Regions from separate parts of the Mus musculus genome. Here region 2 is linked to region 1. A link is a loop called in an ENCODE intact Hi-C map of the cell type or tissue named here. Cell type or tissue: left cerebral cortex. All regions are shown on one strand. Each heading gives the region's core, and the rest is flanking DNA. Links, peaks and the distances in the headings are about the cores only. Region 1 holds the start of Chrm2 (cholinergic receptor, muscarinic 2, cardiac). Region 2 has its middle 5.2 kb from the start of Gm38790.

Region 1 (2,919 bases), core at 171-2,670:
CTCCTCCTGGAAACCTTCCCCAACCTTGTTCCCCTGCCAAGGTCCGGGAACAACAGCACTAAACCTGTCGTCCTCACCAGAAGGCTCTCTCCCAAGGCGGAGTCAGGGGACAGCGTGGAGTGGTGGCGAGAGGGGCCTCCACCCTAAATGCAATGTGCCCAGACCCTAGGGTATAAGGGGAGCTTAAGGGGGATGGGTGAGCGGCAGGAGAGACTGAGCTCTACTTGCCTTTCCCACGGCAGCATCTGGAGTTGGGGGGCGGGGGGATGAAGAGGACCAGAGTGTGGTAGCGAGGGTGAGGGGGTGCCAAGCTCAAAGACAGCCATACTGGAGTATCGGCGCTCACAGGCTGCTTTTTGCCACATTCCACTGGACTTAGCTATCCCAATGGTTTCCCCCGCCCCAGCTTTGAAACCCCTCCTTCTTTCAGACCCGCCAAGGTACGTGTCCTCTCCAGCAAGCCCCAGATGCCAAAGTTTCCATTGGAAAACCTGCACGTGTCAGGGACCACCAAACAATTCTTGCAAACCCAGACCCTCTGCGGCCAGGGTCGGGTGATGGGGAGGAGCTGCGAGGTACCAGGGCCCTTGATATGGACAATTAGAGAACCATGGTATAGCAGAGTCTTTACCTGTCACTGACTTAGTCGCCCGGGGCTGCGATCTGGTGGAGTCTGGCTGGAGCGAGGAGCCTTTGGCGGGCTCAGGTTGGACCGGTTTGGGAGCGAGCGGCACAGCTCGGAGTCCTCAGCTGGTTGCCCGCTTGCCTTCTCCCTGGATCTTGCGAGAGAAAAGCGAAAGATTAGTTGTCGCCACCGCACTTAGACGGGTGGGGCAAGGGAGGCGGGGAGACTGCGGACCCCAAGGCTCAGAGAAGGCTGCGGGGCATTTCACATGGGTCGTATCACTCGGCTAATCTGGGACCCCAATTAGACAATTCGGACTGGAGTTAAATTACATCTGTCTGCCGCCTTGAGCATCACACCCCCAAAACACAGGCAAATAAGACTTTCAAACCTGGCTTTCAGGAAGATGACAGTTAACACCGAAACAGAAAGGAGACCTGGGTGTGGAGAAGAGCTGGGCGGGCTTCATTTCTTCACCCTAGTGCCGGGGAAGTAGTAATTAGTGTCTGGGAGCTGCGCTCCTCCACTTCTCCCAGTGCCTCTGGCGATTTCCAAGTGGGATCTGCGACTTCAGGGCTCTGGCCAAGCCCGCAGGCTGGCGTGTGCGTGTGTGCGTGTGTGCGAATGAGTGTGTCTGTGCCCCCGCGTGCCTGCTCCCGGGAACTGGTCTCCTCGCCCTCACCCGCTGTGTGTAGCAGCAGAGCGAGAGTGGTGCCTCTATTTGTGCGTTTGTGTTCGATTAGCTGCAATGGGCGGACAGTTTCTGGAGAGAGCATTTACAATTTTCTTTCGTTCTGACAGGATTAGTTGCCGTTGAAGGGGGCTCCGCCAATGAAATCTTCTCTGCGCTCTGATTTGGCGGTTCTTCGGTGCAAATATGACAGCTTTCTCTCTCAGCTCTTTTCTGCATCTCTCCATGTCCGACCCCGGAGCCCAGTTCTCGGTCTGCAATTTCTACACCACAACCTTTGCAATCACCACCACCACCACCCCTAGGTCCCATGTCAGCAGGTGCCAGGTTGCTACAAAGGTGACAGGGCACATTGGGAAGAAGGCTTGTTGATTGCAGAAGATACTTATGCCCCGTGTTTCCAGGTGGGGAAATGTTAGAATAAATGTACTTTGTACTAAATATATAGTCATGGAGAATTGTTCAGATTGTTTATTTCTTTCTTTGATGCTAACTAATGTATTAGAAAGAAACAGATATTTATCTGTCTTTGCTGTTTTTTTTTCTTTCTTCCCAAACAGGTCGATGCCTGTGTGTTCCATCAGTTAATGGGGAGTAGTAGTTAAGAGAGTGTACTAGTGAGGTGTTGGTGAGGTGGGATTTTGCTGTCTATCGAGGAAAATAAAAGATGTGAACTTCCTGTGTTCAGAGCATGGACTAATTTTTGCCTTCATTTATTTTAATGAGAAATTCTTTCCCAGATTTATACCCATTGTTTGAAAGTATGGAACTTATTTGATAATATCATAATGTGATTATTCTAAGGTGTCGTTGAGGACAATTGCTCTTGATGATGTATATTGTATCTGATGACATAAATATGTGCTACCGAATGAGGCTTTCATTGCCAAATAGAATTAAAGAAGGAGTCATTGGAACCTTAAACTAAGTAACAAAGAACAGGACCTATCTCTTTTTTGATCGCAGAGACAGAGAAATTGCTATTTATTATGCTCAATGGAATTCAGCTCAGTTCGTGTTGCCCTGTCCTTGGCTGGGTGTTAAAGAGCACACAGAATAATGAAACCACGGTTCCTTTTCTTTCTGAGTTTCTCATCTTTGAGAATAAATACCCACATGAAGCTCTTGTAGAGAGGCTGACCATCAACACTATAAATTATACACTAATATAAATTCATTGGTGAATGAAAATCCTACAGCTATGCCTAAGTAGGACTGACACAGATTCAATTTTGCTGGATAAAAGCCATCCTGGTGTAAAGGATGGTAAGGGTATGTCGTTGCCCTCTGAGTCCCACGCAGGCATTTTAGTCTTGTTTGAGAAAGGCAGTTCTGAACATTATCGCCCTCAATCTACCCCAGAACTAGGTTTCAGTCAGTAAGCAGCTGATTCTTATTTTCATTTTCCCCCCTTCTCTGTTGGGTACTACAGAACGTAAGTTCACAAACATTCTATCTGCTCCTATCTCTAAGACGCCTTCAGAAATTCACATTGTCATAACATGCCTGAGGTTTTTGTGAATGCACTTGTGCATGCTTGCATGGTTGTGCACACACACTCACACACACACACACACACACACACACACACACACACACACAC
Region 2 (2,919 bases), core at 212-2,711, 380 kb after region 1:
CAAAGACAAATTTAACTTTAGCAAGAAAAGACACGTCAGAGAGGGAGTGTCCCATGTAGGGAAGCAAATAAAGAGGGGAAGAGGAGAAAGACACTGTGTGCATATACTCCCCCCTCCACTGCACACAGATGCCTGTGTGAAAAGATGTGAGCTGATGAGGAATTTCAACCCAGGAAGGGGCATGTTCAAATTGACTTCCGAAGAGGGTCTCTCTAACTACAATACTGGGGATGCCTCAAAGGTACAGGGAACATCTATGGGAAAAGGGCATGACATGGATAGAGTTTAGGTAAATTTACTAAGGAACTGTCTAGCCTATATGAGCTGAGGGGTTAGAATGAGGTTTGAAGTGCTGAGCAGCCCTGGGAGTTCATCACACAGTGGAACCACACCAACCTGCTCTCAACTCAAGGCATCGCTTGTGCTTGGAATCATCGCTTACACTATTTCACTGCAAGTTGAATAAGCCTTGTGTTGTATGCTGCAATTCCTACTCTAACATCTAATTTTAGAGCCCATCAGTGGTTCATTATCATCAGATTTAAAAGGGCAGAAAACTATTACCCATACACACAACCCCAGTCCATACCTGATCCTCTGTTTCTCAACTAAATCAAGATGAGGTTGCTTAATCAACATCAGCCGACCAACACGATCATATAACTTCTCAACTGTAAATTCCCCACTTATAAAGCCTAGCAATGAAGAAGCATGCATCTCTAAGGTGTTCTTAAAAGTAAGATCCAATCCAATAGAAGATGAATTGATTTGGTATAACCATAGTATTTATTAATGCCGAGTCAACTGTATCTGTACGATGCATCTCATCAGGGTTCTCTAATCAGGACACTGAGGGGCTTTGTGAACCAGGGTCACCCAAATATTTCTCAGGTTGATGAGCAAGGTGGAATGGTGTATAAAAATGAGACCTGGTTCTAGGCCTGGTTTGTGTCTTAGATTACTAGCTGTGTACTTAATAAAAAGTCAGTTCCTGGTCTCAGACTTCATTTTATTATCAATAAAATGAAGACTGTGCACGCTAAAATCATTTCCAAGTTTGATGTTCTGTGCCTTGGACAATTTCCCTGAACTGTTATTTCATGCTTTAATTTTCATCAACTCTAGCAAGGGAGGTTCCTAGACCTCCAGTATGTTAGGTCAACAGAGATAATGAGGTTGGGAAATAGAGCTACCATTGCCTCTCTCCTTGCTGCTCCAACCAATATTAGATACAAGGAAATGCTTCAGTAGTCAGACAGCATATTCTAAGGGTGTCAAGATTTACAACACATTTCTCAGGAAAGAAATGCTTTGCTAAGAAGGGAAAAGTGAAACTTTTATTCTGCACACCTGGGATTAAGCATGTCTTTCACGCACTCTGTTACTATGGTTTGGAACAAAGCATGGGCAAAACAAACAACATCTGATAGAATCCCATTACCTACTGTACTAGATCACAGCTTGCAACTTAAGAGCTCTGCCCTCTAGTGGACAAGCTTTTCAGCTGCAAGTTTCTTTTACTAGGTCAGAGAGTCCCATTCAGCATTGCTTGCATTTGTGGCCTGGTCTGAATCTTATCTGATACTGTATCAAAGGCACAAGACTTGAGAATAGAGTCCCAACACTGAGAATTACATGAGGAGCACTGTGGTACTTGGTGAGTTTAGGAATGAGTCCTGATTCCTCTCTGTTAGGCACTATGCTAAGTGGTTAAATAAATGCAATTTACATCACACAACCTTCATACCAGGAAAACTGTATTGTACCTATCCATTTTGGTTCCTGAAACCTGCTAGTCCATTGGACACTGAAACCAACAATAGCAAGAAAGCATGTAAGTGAATGGATAAAAAGAAATAATTCCATGACATTTCTCTGCTTGTCGATCACTTTTCACACTTGTCCAGTGCACTCTCAGAGCTTCTAAGTAAACACTCTTAGGTGAAATTTTAATATCTAACTTCAGACTCATTGCTAACAAACTGAAGTACTAAAAATGGGTCTTTAAAATCCCTAGACTCAAGAATGCACACACACACGAGAGAGAGAGAGAGAGAGAGAGAGAGAGAGAGAGAGAGAGAAACAAAAAAGTCAGATAACTAAATAAGAAAATAAAGCTAGTTCTAAAAATATCTTGTAAATATAGAAATATAGATGTAAGTAGGTTAACCATAGAAGTAGGTACAAGAGTGTCATTTTAAAATTAGTCAAACTTAGGATGGCACCCCTTACCAACAATTCTTTCTAGATGCTATTTCTCCTTGGTAAAAATGAATTACTATACAATTTTTTGAGGGGCCACATAAGAGTGATTTGCTATCCATTTTACTTCCTGTTCATTGTCCTGTATTATGTTATTGCCATAGATGCTTATGCCCTTCCTCATTTAAAGCATAATTTTTTTACTCCTCTCAAACCCTAAGACACACACAAGCCTAACTGCATACATACAGCAGCCAGCTGTTTAAGAAAGCCTTGCTCCATACAATGTGTGTGTGTTCCTCTCTTCAGCACAACCTTGAACCCATTTTTGAAATTAGAAGTCTACTCAGGGTTTCCAAAAGAAGACAAATTTGTCTTAGAGACTTAGTAAATGACTAGATCATCCTCTCCAGTGATACTGTGTACTCATGAGGAAATGCCACATGCAAGAGTAGTGAGAACACAGGGTGAGGAGCAAACACCAGAAGCCAGAGTGACAATTGGGGAGAGAGGCTAATTAGAAGGCTGGGACAAAGTTCAGAAGCATGGTTTATTCTTTGAAGACTCACATTTTATTTATCTATCTATCTATCTATCTATCTATCTATCTATCTATCTATCTATGTATCTATCTATCTATCTATCTATCTATCTATCTATCTACCTACCTACATATCCATTCATCCATCTATCTACTTATGTGTGGGAGAGTGAATG

The links. A loop is a pair of places that touch in the nucleus more often than their neighbours do. Peaks named below come from ENCODE experiments on the same cell type or tissue, not always from the same donor. Only the 100,000 strongest peaks of a DNase experiment are listed, where the experiment ranks them.
Region 2: it touches region 1 in a loop (2.8-fold over the local background); 5 of 42 quality-filtered maps call a loop at or near these places.

The regions. Positions count from the first base shown.
Region 1 is chr6:36,386,464-36,389,382 of GRCm38, reverse strand. It overlaps Chrm2 (cholinergic receptor, muscarinic 2, cardiac), which reads right to left and starts at 1,299. Exons shown (of 3, transcript NM_203491.3): 1 at 1,017-1,299; 2 at 632-779. 9330158H04Rik (RIKEN cDNA 9330158H04 gene) reads left to right here and starts at 1,149. Exons shown (of 6, transcript NR_015589.1): 1 at 1,149-1,227; 2 at 1,427-1,720. In left cerebral cortex, for the core only: no CTCF peak of the experiment used is centred there; DNase peaks (open chromatin) are centred at 297, 757, 1,296 and 1,373; H3K4me3 peaks cover 1,646 bases; H3K27ac peaks cover 1,118 bases.
Region 2 is chr6:36,003,455-36,006,373 of GRCm38, reverse strand. No RefSeq gene overlaps it. Among named protein-coding and RNA genes, the nearest start is that of Gm38790, 5.2 kb to the right of the region's middle. In left cerebral cortex, for the core only: a CTCF peak has its summit at 1,491 (motif pointing left); a DNase peak (open chromatin) is centred at 1,492.